Linked DNA regions of Homo sapiens: region 2 is linked to region 1. A link is a contact called in ENCODE Hi-C or POLR2A ChIA-PET data. All regions are on one chromosome and are shown on one strand. The core of a region is the stretch at or near the end of the contact, and the rest is flanking DNA. Distances in the headings are between cores, read along the strand shown. Region 1 holds the start of SNX20 (sorting nexin 20). Region 2 overlaps LOC102723323 (a long non-coding RNA gene).

The links. A loop is a pair of places that touch in the nucleus more often than their neighbours do. ChIA-PET counts read pairs that join two places held with the same protein, here RNA polymerase II (POLR2A). Pooled maps may share reads with other maps.
Region 2: a loop to region 1 is called in a pooled map, with 2.9 times the contacts of the local background. The contact joins the enhancer-like site here to the promoter of SNX20 in region 1. A Hi-C loop is called at or near these places in 1 of 37 single-sample maps with no recorded cell type and 1 of 50 pooled maps. POLR2A ChIA-PET finds 5 or more read pairs at or near these places in 1 of 52 experiments (PC-9).

Annotation. Positions count from the first base shown.
Region 1 is chr16:50,678,758-50,684,545 of GRCh38, reverse strand. SNX20 (sorting nexin 20) reads left to right here and starts at 3,234. Exons shown (of 4, transcript NM_182854.4): 1 at 3,234-3,356. RefSeq lists an enhancer at 181-530.
Region 2 is chr16:51,406,078-51,411,865 of GRCh38, reverse strand. The region is part of intron 2 of LOC102723323 (a long non-coding RNA gene); the gene reads left to right. Among named protein-coding and RNA genes, the nearest start is that of HNRNPA1L3, 240 kb to the left of the region's middle. Within about 2 kb of position 3,430, at least 3 of the 41 ENCODE cell types and tissues checked have a DNase peak (open chromatin) inside an H3K27ac peak, as active enhancers do.

The DNA.
Region 1 (5,788 bases), core at 1,985-4,484:
TAGGCCATGAGGTTAGAGATCCCTGAGCACTCTCTAGCCCTCATTCTGCCATGGGAGGATAGAACAAGAAGGCAGCCATCTGCAAACCAGGAATCAAACCCTCCCCATATACTGAATCTGTTAACACGTTGATCTTGGCCTTCCCAGCCTCCAAAACTGTGGGAAAGAGATGTCTGTTGTTTAGGCCGCCCAGTCTGCGGTGTGTTGCTACAGCAGCCCAAGCTAAGACACTACCTATGCCTTCTGCCTCCACCACAGAGAACTCTGGCTGCAGAGAAAAAGCAACATCCAACAGGTGGCCATGCGTGGCATCTTCCGGTCACTCTGGCTCAGCTGGGTCCTACCGACATAGGCCAGGCCCCTCTCCATCAGGGGGTTTCCAAGAAACGTCTCCTTTCCCCATAAGAGGAAGTGGCGGCAACCACACATTTTTCCCCTGTGGTTGCCTTCTGCAGCATGAGAGGCTCACAGGGCTGCAGAGAAAGGCTTAGAGTCCACCCTGGTGTCTTGCAGATTCCAGGCCTGGGCAGAGAGTAGGCGAGAAAACTGGAAAGTTACGGGACACAACCCAGGGAGGAGAGGGCATTCCAGCCTCACTGTATGCAGGGAGCCACACCACCAGGCCCTCTGCTGGGCAGGGGGAGGCGGAGATGACCGACCTATGGCCCCTGCACTTACGGGGTGCCCCAGCTAGCAGGCCAGAGGCACACCACTCATGGCACTCCTCGTGAGCTCTGCCCAGAGACAGACCTTTGCAGATGTGGAGGTTCTTAATGACAGTGACGGCACTGCAGAGAGGTGGAATTGCAGGGCCATGTCAATAAGCAAGGTCAATAGGTAAACAGGGACATTATAGAGCCTCCAATGAAAAAGACAAGCAGCAACGGTTTTAGAATAGTAAGAACTGCCAGCACTTGTACAGCTCGGAACAGTGTTGTTCTAAGTGTTTGGCTCATCTGAACTCCTCTTGAGGTTCACAAGCCTATGAGCTTGTTGCAGAAGCAAATACAGGAGAAACCTTCATGCCCTCCAAGGATGACACTGGCTCAAGGCGGAATGTTTTGGCACTAGGAGGACTTCATTAAATTTCATGTTGCAATTAGGAAAGTTGAAATTCAACCATATCAAAGGACTAATATGGTTCTTTAAAGTTGACAACTTCTATTCGTCACAAAACTCCATTAAGAGAGTACAAAATGCAAACTGCAGGATGGAAAAGGATATTGAGAAGCACATAAACCCAAATGAATACATAAAGAACACCTACAAACCATTAAAAATAATCAAGTCAATAATGAGCAATGACCTTGAACAGACACTTCATTGGAGAAGGTATAAGGATGGCAAATAAGCCCATGAAAAGATGCTCAACATCATTAGTCCTTAGGGAAATGCAACTTAAAACCTTGATGAGAGACCACTGCACATTAATGCAGTGGTACACTGAAAAACACTGACCAAACCAGACACAGTGGCTCACATTGGTAATCTCAGTACTTTGGGAGCCCAAGGCAGGAGGATTGCTTGGGGCCAGGAGTTCAAGACCAGCCTGGGCAACATAGTGGCCATGATGGTCTATCCCTCCAGAAACAAAAAAAATTTATTAGCCAAGCATGGTGACGTAACTGTAGTCTTAGCCACTCAGGAGGCTGAGGTGGGAGGATCATTTGAGCCCAGGAGTTCTAGGTTGCAGTCAGCTATGATGGTACCATTGCACTCCAGCCTGGGTGATAGAGCAAGACCCCATCTTTAAAATAATTATAATAATGACCATATCAAGTGCAGGTAAGAAGGTGGAGCACCTGGAATTCTCATATACTGCTGGTGGGAATACAAAATGGCACAGCCACTGTGGAAAATATTTGGCGTAATCTAGCACAGTTGAAGCTATCTATACTCTGAGACCCAGCAATTTCACCTCAGATAAGTACATGGACTTGGATAAATGTGTAAGAATATCATCAGTGGCATTGATCATGATGGCCACCCTAGGAACAACCCAAGTGTGCATCAAAAGACAAAACAAAAAATGACAAATGGTGATGTATTTAAATAATGAAGCAACAGAAAACCAAACACAGCATGTTCTCACTCATAAGTGGGAGTTGAACAGTGAGAACACATGGACACAGGGAGGGGAACATCACACGCTGGGGCCTGTCAGGGGTGGGGGCCAGGGGGAAGGAGAGCATTAAGACAAATACCTAATGCATGCAGGGCTTAAAACCTAGATGATGGGTTGATAGGTACAGCAAACCACCACGGCACATATATACCTATGTAACAAACCTGCAGGTTCTACACTGGTATCCCAGAACTTAAAGTAAAATAAATAATAATAATAATGTAGCAACACAACAATGGAAATGAAAAAAAGTATCTACACAGAAATGCATCAGTGAATCTTATACCCATAAATGTTGCATGAAAGAAGCAAGGCACTGGAGAATACACACAGTATGCATGGTTCAATTTATATAAGATTCACAGATGAGTAAAATGAAACTGAATTGTTTGGGGATCTCATAGGTGGTAAATTTCTAAGGAAAAGCCAAGAAGTAACCCCCATCTGAATCAGGACTGTGACTGCCTCTAATAGGGAGGAAGGGAATCATGGCTCAAAAAAAAACACATGGCAAACTTCTGGGCGAGCCAGCAAAGTTCTATTTTTTTTTTTTTTGTCTGATTTCTGTTTCTTGCCTTCAAGGCCACAAAGATGGGTGGGCATGAATCACACCACACTGCCCTGGGGTTTCGCTTCCCTGGGACTTTCTGTTGGTGGTGATGGATACAGCTTTGCTCAGAGAAAAGGCACCAGATGGAACTGTAATTCTACCCCACTGCTCTTCTATGTCAGTCACTGGCTCTGTGTCCCACCAGCTCTGTGATCCAAGCCTCGGTTTTCCCATCTGTTCAAGGGGCATGACGGCCCCCATCATGCCTAGCTCATAGAGTAGAATAATGAATGTTAAAGGGCTCTGGGAGCTAATGCCTGAATTCCAGAGATCAACGGGGACTCGAAGGACAGCCAGACCTCTGCAAGGCGGCAGGGAAAGTGAGGCTGAGCTAAATCCCACAGGGCTGGCCCCACACCGCCTTGCCCTTCCCTGCGCTACCCGGAAGAAGAGGTGGGTACAGCTGGCAGGCTGGCAGTTGAGTTCAATATACCATGTTTCACCAGCCAATGGGCTGGGGCGATCAGAAGCAGGTCACACAGCCTGTTTCCTGTTTTCAAACGGGGAACTTAGAAAGTGGCAGCCCCTCGGCTTGTCGCCGGAGCTGAGAACCAAGAGCTCGAAGGGGCCATATGACACTCCTCCCGGACCCCTGGACACACACAGCCCTGGAGACTGGAGGTCAGTATTTGATCCCAAGCTCAGCTGTCCTCTGCCTGCTGTGGCCTGAGTCCCCTTCTCCTGGGGCCCTGCCTGGCACCTGCTGGGGGCAGGGTGGGAGGGGGAAGAGTTAGTGACAGCCACTGTGTCTGGAGCTCTCCTTAGCACACTGAGGCAGAGGAAGGGACAGCTCCTGGACCTTCCATCACCTCCATTCCTTTTGAAATGCTAGGCGCTTGTACAACCCATCTTGGGCCTGGAGAATAAGTCACCACACCTGTGTTTCTCAAAAGAACAGTGTCAGGGAACCCCTGCCTCAGCACAGCCTTAGAGGACTCATGGAAAATGCAGAATCCAGGCCTGTTCAATGGCACCTTCCTATGTTAGCAGCCAGGAAACCTGCTCTTGGACAAGCCCCTGGGATCCCACCCCCACCCCACCAGGGGATTCTTACACACACTGGGTTGGGAGCCCCTGGCTTTGGCAAGGCTTCTCAGGTGAGCGTCCAGTTGTTGGAGGGTACCCACCCTTTCCCCAAGAGAGGCAGCCACACATCCAACATCCTGGGATCTCTGTCTCCCAGCGTGGGCCATGTGCTTTATTTCACCCCCTAGAGGCTCATCCCCCATGAAAAGTCCTCCGCAGGCCCTCAGAAAGATAGTGTGGCCTCTGTGTGCCCAGCAGAAGAAGGACTGGACTTGGCAGTCAGCTCTTGGAGAGGGGGTGGTTAGGACACCTGGGGACAGGAGGAGGAGAATGACTGTCTGTGCACACACGGCTGGAAGGCAGAGGAGGCTGGGAAGCTGCTCTGTCCCCTGGGCCAACTACAGGCCCCCAGGCCAACAGCAACAACACTTTTAGTATTTTGTTATAAAGTCAAGAAATCTTTGCTACAGAGGGTGAGGAGAGGGAAGGAAAGGGCCATGGAACCGTCTATGTGGCTATCCCCAGAGAGCTTTTAGAGTGACAGGATTGCTTTCCCATTTCACAGATGAGGAAACTGAGGCCTGGAGAGGGATGGGAAGCTACCCAAGGCCCCATGGATACACCAGTGCACAACTCTTTCCTTCCCCCTCCTCTTTAAATGGGTGACTCCCAATGAAACCTGTAAGAGACAACCATAAGGGAGCTGACTGTGGCTGCTGAATTTGATTTTATTCTAAGGCCTGGTTTTATAATCAGCTTTCTCAGTCTTTACTGGAGTGTCAAGCCGAGGCATCATTTCTAGGGTCTTACAGGGTCTCTGGGCCAATAGTGCCCTGCTTCTGACCTGGAGCCAGCTGCCTGGTCATGAAAGCAGATCTGCAAAGGCTGGGGCCCCTGAGGCCAAGGCCACTCGCCATCACCCATTTTACAGAAGTGCTGAGCATAGGAGTGCCCTGGGCCCCCAAGAATCCCAGCCACCAAGAATCACGTAAACCATCCACTGTCTCACTTAGGCACCAGTCAGAATGTAGGGAACCCACCCCTAGTCATCCATCATCTTATCAACAGGACGGGGCTTGTAGCCACATTTATCAGGTAGGGAAACTGAAGCCTAGAGATATTAAAGCACTTGCTTAAGGACACACGGTTGGTCAGGATGGAAGGCGATGTCTCCTGACTCCCTGACAGGCACAAGAGACAAGCGAGAGGTGCCCGTGACGGCATGCTCAAGAACGTGCAGCCCTGGGCCAGCCAGGCCCCTGCTCCGTGCCTCTGTTTGCCCATCTGTAAAAGGTGAGGTTGGATCGAGGGTCCCTGAGGGCCGCCCACTGGATGGCTGTGCAGAGCCAAACGGAGAAGGCCCCAGGGTTCCTTTCACCCGACACAGCAAGCACTTCCCCCTGAAGTGCAGGCTCCAGGCCCCAGCTGACCTCCCCTCTCCCAGGCCAGCGGCTCTCACCCCTGGAGCAAGGGACAGGCGCTGGCTGTGCTCAGGGACATGCATGACTCCCGCCCCCATCTGTGCTCAGGGGGTGCCAGGGAGGCACTGGCTCTATCTTTCTCTAGGCCGTAGTCAGCCCAGGGGTTCAGACCAAGAGCCCAGAATCCAACAGATCAGAGTTCAAGTCCCAGCTCTACCTCTATGTTCCACTGGCAGCTTCCTCAGGTCATTTGCACCTTCCTTGTCTTGAATTTCCATGCCTAACCAGTCAGTATACCAGCTACTCCCTCCAGCCGATCTAATGTTTTAATTGTCCCTTTCTCTAAGTTGTCTCAAACATTTGTAATTCTATTCCAATCCACCTTAATTTAGTCATTTATTTCACAAATATTTCTGGAAACATCTAGCACTTAACAGACACTAAAAGCGGGGGTACTACACAGTCCCTGGGATGGACAGGGCCCTGAGCTGAGGCTTCAGAGTCTGCCTGACTGAATCCTCACCCCAGCCTTGTGAACGTGGGTTCTGTTATTATCCCCAATTTATAGGAAACAGAAGCACAGAGAAGTTGAGTCACTTGCCAGCT
Region 2 (5,788 bases), core at 2,181-4,680, 730 kb before region 1:
GTGTGACTCAGGACTAGTTACTCTCCCTTCTCGAAGCTCAGTTTCCTCATCTATAAAATGAGAGATGCAGTTAAATTAGTGCCTTCCCAAGGTGATTGAGAAAAGTAAATAAGAGACTACCTGAAAAGCACCTGGTATGGAGCCTGGCCATGGTAAACACTTACTAACTGCTAATTATTATTACCATTCCACCACCAGCAGTTTACTGAAGGCCAATGAAGCTATCCTGAGAACCTACTGGAAACTGAGAGATAACACTGCATTTCTTTGCCTGTTTTTTACCACCTGATGTGTTGATCCTTTTTTCAAATTATCAGCTAAAAGGTTGAACTTGATGACTTCAAAAAAAAGAACTTGATGACTTCAATATACTTCTCGCTTTGAAATGCCCATTTTTCACTACCCCATGCAAATACCCCTCCTCCAGGAAGCCTTGCCAGTTCTCTTCCACCTACAAAGCTCTTCCTCTCTACTGAATGCTTAGCTGTTGCTCATCTTAAGCTGTTCACCATTATGTGATTGGGCCAAGGAGAAGAGTATCTCATCTACACCCTCTGAGCCCTCAGAGTACCTTGGGGCAGAGTAGGGTGTGTGGGATGGAGGTGAACATGATATCAGGGAGCTCTGGCAGGCACTGGCTCATCCTGCACCCATAAACACCCACCCAACCAGTTATCAGCCACTCTCCTATCTTTCATACCCATCTTCCTTCTCAGAGTTCCACATCAAGACTGAATTTTCACTCCTGAAGCCATTTTCTTTAGACAGGGTCTCATCTGTCACCCATGCTAGAGTATAATGACACAATCATGGCTCACTGCAGCCTCAGGTGACCCTTTCACCTCAATCTCCCTAGCAGCTGGGATTACAGGTGCATACCACTACACCTGGCTAATTTTTTGCATTTTCAATAGACAGAGGCTTTTGACGTGTTGCCCAGGCTGGTCTCGAACTCCTGAGCTCAAATTATCCCTCCCACTTTGGCCTCCCAAAGTGCTGGGATTACAGGCATAAGCCACCGTGGCTGGTCCCTGAGGCCACTTTCTTCTTGAAAATTGTATTTTTCTGATGAAAATATGCCATTATTCATCTTTCATTGTCTCTTGATTCACTATCACTTATGTTTTAAGGTGTTTGGGGTTTAGGGCTTTTTTAAAAAGAATCATCAAGTATTTAAATCAATCTCTCTCCTTTTTATTGATAGAGACTCAAGCCTACTGATTAACTTTTCAATCAAAGCTGCCTGCAACACACAAGGCAACTGCAATTGCAGCTTTGGCGACAACTGAAGTAGTCATTTAGCTGACTTCTTCTCTGTTTCTAGTTACCCCTCTGTGCTGAATCTGTACGTCTGTGATTTCATAGCCTTCACAGAATCCTCTATATATGTTAGGATTATTACTCTCCACTTTTTCCATTTGAGAAAATGGAAGATCAGAGATGGTAACTAGCTTGTCAAAAGTCACACAGCCAATAAATGGCAGAGTTAAGGAACTAATCTGGCCACCAGGAGTCCACTCCCTTGGCCACTAGTCCACTGGGTTCATCACCTTCTCTTCTGTTTGCATTCACTGAGAACTCATTGAGGGCAGTGGTTTTGTCTCTTTTATAGTTGCCTAGCAGCCTGGCACCACGTAGGTGCTCAAAATGTTCAAATCAGTTGTTCTTTCTAGAAATAAGTGCCTAATCTGGGTCAGACCAGTTCTAGATCAGTGGGTGAGGGGTCTGAAGGGGGATAGAGCAGTAAATAAGGTAGCACAGGTCTCAGTCCTCATGAGGCTTAAGTTGCATTCAGTGGAGCATTCTGCTTTAACTCTTGGTTTGCTCTGATAAACTCATTGTTTTGCGGACCTTTGCTTAATGCGGATTATCTGGTTTTCTGGGGATCAGAATCATAAATCTGACTACTCCTGTCCAGGCTGGGAGGTGCACGTTGGTCTTGATCACTACCCCGGGCAGTTGCCTGCTGTGACCCCTGCTTCTTTTCTTCCAGAATGTATTAGGTTGATGCAAAAGTAATTGCAGTTTTTGCCATTGAAAATAATGGCATAACCTGCATTACTTTTGCACCTACTTAATAGAATACAAAGATACCCCAATCCGCTTAGGGGATGGTAGAGAAAGAAACAAAAGAAGGAGCACCTTGGCAATGAAGCTACAGAAAGGAGGGCTGGAGATGGGGAGTCTCCCTGCTGGAGAGTCTGCCTCTCCTTCTTTGCAGTTGAATTGAGGAGTGTTTTAAGCCTACTTTGTTTGCCATCAACATCAAAATGTCTTTCTTGATTGTAAACTTCTGGAAAGTGAGACAGAGAACATGTGTGGTTACGCAAATGGCCCTGTGATATCAGTTCACTATTCCCACAGCAGATGGCTGGCTATCTGTGGCCTGAATTCAATCATCCTTTTGAAATCTTTGCTAACTTGCTCATCCTTTCTGGGAGTCAGCTTTTCTATCAGTAAAATGAGAGTGTGTACTCCAGGCTCCTCCCAGAAGTAGCTGTATGGCTTTCTCCTGGGTCCCCTACCATGTGTTAGGATATTCTGTGATGCTTCAGTGAAAGTAGCTGGTGCTGCAGAGGTCTCCACTGGGAATGAGAAGCAAATCCTTAGGGAACTGTTGGTCTTCCACAAGCAGTGATACACACCCATGACTGGCACCCAGGCAAGTCTTGCCAAACCGCATCATGTTACCCGTTCATTTCAGGGCCAGGAGCCTTTTGTCAAGGAAGGTAAGGAAGAGCTTCTGACAATGACGGCCAAGTTCTCGTTGACTCAAGTTTCAATCTTCACACTGATTTCTATTCTCATTATTTAATTTCCTCCTCATCAGACAGAATTAAATACCAAATACCATTCCCAGGTCTTCTAAAGTCCAATTGCCCAAATGCTTTGTTTCCAACTTACATAAAAGTTTAAATTTCCTCTTCCCTTGCTCAAATTTCTGCCAAAACAGTCATCAGCAATGAAATTTTTGAAGATAATTAGCACATCAGATGTCTGTAATAAGCTAATCATGTATTTCTTGGATTGTACTTCTCTGGTTAGCTGTTATTAATCACAAATATTATTCATGTCATTTGAAATATTCCTGTTGGCGGATGTTTTCATCCTTGAAGAATTCCAGCTAAAAGTCTTTAGCTACGGATGCAGACCCTTCCCCCCACTCCAGCCCCACCCAACCGTGAGAGGCAAGATTCAATCGTGTCTTGTTGAACAGGGTTAACCTTCAGGGGAAACAGCATTAAGGGAAGTAATTATCCATTCACACTGAGCTGGCTACAAATAAAGTGAGAAAATCACCTTCTCAGAACTCACATGAAAAACATAATGTAGTTAATATTAAATAAAGGGATTGGGTAACCTGGCCTCTTTTTACAGTGTGTGCTTATGTGTCCTTGATCAGGGGCTGTTTTGTTTATGATTAATGAATGACTCACCTTGGGCTGTGTTCCGTTCAATGCATACCTCATTATGAATTTGAAGAGGTCATTTCTTTCTTGGATTTAAAATAAGAATCTCTTTGTACATTCAGAAAGTTAAGAGTTTGATATTGGTGAAAAATTAGGGCAAAAAGAACTGGGGGGCATTTGCTTTGGGTTATTTCTGTTGTTGTTGCTGTTGTTGTTGTTCTCATTGTTGGCTTATAATGTTCAGAATTTGGAGAAAAATTCTAAGCCCGGGCTCTCATTTTAAAGTAGATCCTAAAATTATGTGGCTTAGGCTCAACTTATCTGTGGCAGTAGTACTGCCCTACAGTGCTGTGAATCAGAAGGGCTTGATGTCTCACCTCATAAGGGCTGTCCAGGCTGCTCCAGGAGGGGCTTGTGGAGGGGGGTTCAAATGGCACAAACATAAATTAAAAAGAAACAAAATCTGAGGCCCCAGTATTCAGAAAGGGCATATAGTCCAGCAGCCTCTCTTTTAATGTCTTCTTTTTTCTTTAAAGCTGTGTTTTCTGTTCATTACAGTTTAATTTCATTTATACTTAATGTCAGAATGAGTAGTAGATTGCAATGTAATTTACCAAACCCTACAAAACCCAATTTTGATGCAGAAGGTCATAACTGGGTTAAAAACTGTATGTGTATGCCTATTTTTTTTTCACAAGATCCCTGACAAAGCCATCTGATAAGAAAATATGTATCTCTTTGTCATTTTATATATGTAAGTGCATGCACATGCACAAACATACACACCAAGCACACCCACAAACACATATATCAGAGGAAGATAGATGATAGATAGGCAGATATCAATCTGCAAGTATAGATTTTGTTTTTTAATTAAGACAAGAGGGTTACTACCCAGGAGAGGGAACTTCTATGTTTGAGACACAGCCCCAAGGTGGTAGGAGGTGAACACTTTCAGAATGACCATCATTTCCACCTGTGCACACACAAACATGTGGTTTGACCACCGGTGGGCCCCACCACAACTCAGTTAATGATCTTTCCACAGGGGTATGTGTGTTCACTGTGCATCCAAATGAGGGCTTGTCACGCAGAAATAAAAGCACATGCACAAACAGGCCTTGGCAGTTGACTAAGGATACCCACTTCACGGTAGACATAGTTCATTAGTCACCTAGCCAGCTTTTTAAAAAAGTCAAGTTATTTCTTTATGTGTGAGAGAAACTATGTCCTTTGATCATAGCCGTTAAGATGGGATTAAATAACAGCAAATCTCAGAGACCCAAGCATTACTCCTGGCTCTATCATTAACTGGCCATGTGACCTTGGGCAGGTCATTTTCCCTCACTGGGCATCCGGGGCTGTTTCTGTAAAAGGAAGGCTTTGGACTAGGTAGACCTTAACATTGTTCCTTAACATCAATGTTCTATGATTTTTTTCCTAGTAATTATGCCCTTCCCATCAATATTCTATGATTCTGTTAAAATACAAGAATAGCTGACACAACATAGGAAACACCTCCACCTCAAAATGTCGTCTTGGTGGATGTCTTGCTGTTTCACAAATTAAAAGCAGAAGATCAATGTCTTTCTTGTCTTTCATCATAACCGCCATCTGTCTCTCAGGCCTATGAGCACCTACCACACACTAAGTACATTCAGGTTTTGTTGGTTACTCTCATGAAGTACGGTCATGGTAGAGTACCAGACAGGCCACTTAAATGACAACAAACAAATATAGTTTCTACAGCTAGAAATATAACTCTCTTTTATTTTCTAACTTCACCATGAAAACATGATAACTGGAATTGTGTGACTGCTAAGGAAAACACCAAGCATAATCTTTTCAGAGATTTTTTTTTTTTTTTTTTGAGACAGGGTCTCTCTGTCACTCAGGCTGGAGTGCAGTGGTGCATTCATGGCTCACTACAGACTTGACCTTCTTGGCTGAAGCAATCATCCCACCTCAGCCTCCCAAATAGTTGGACTACAGGAACACACCACCATGCCTGGCTAATTTTTGTATTTTTTTTTTTGGAAAGCTGGGGTCTCACTGTGCTGTCCAGGCTGGTCTCAAACTCCTGAGCTCAAATGATCCACCCACCTCAGCCTCCCAAAGTGTTAAGATTACAGGTGCGAGCCACTGCACCCAGCTTAGACATTTTTTTCTTTATAGACAGTAATACAATTTGGCAACTTCCAAAACAAAGTGAATGTTCAAGAAATGTAGCAAAGTTTCATAGGAAAGTTTCCTCAAATTACCATGAAACATTTTTTAAAAGATTCAGGACCCAAACAGTAATAATAAGTTTTTTAAAATGTATTACAAAATTAGAATTTGAATGGAGCAAAGATCTTTATTTTAAATCAGGGGTGTCC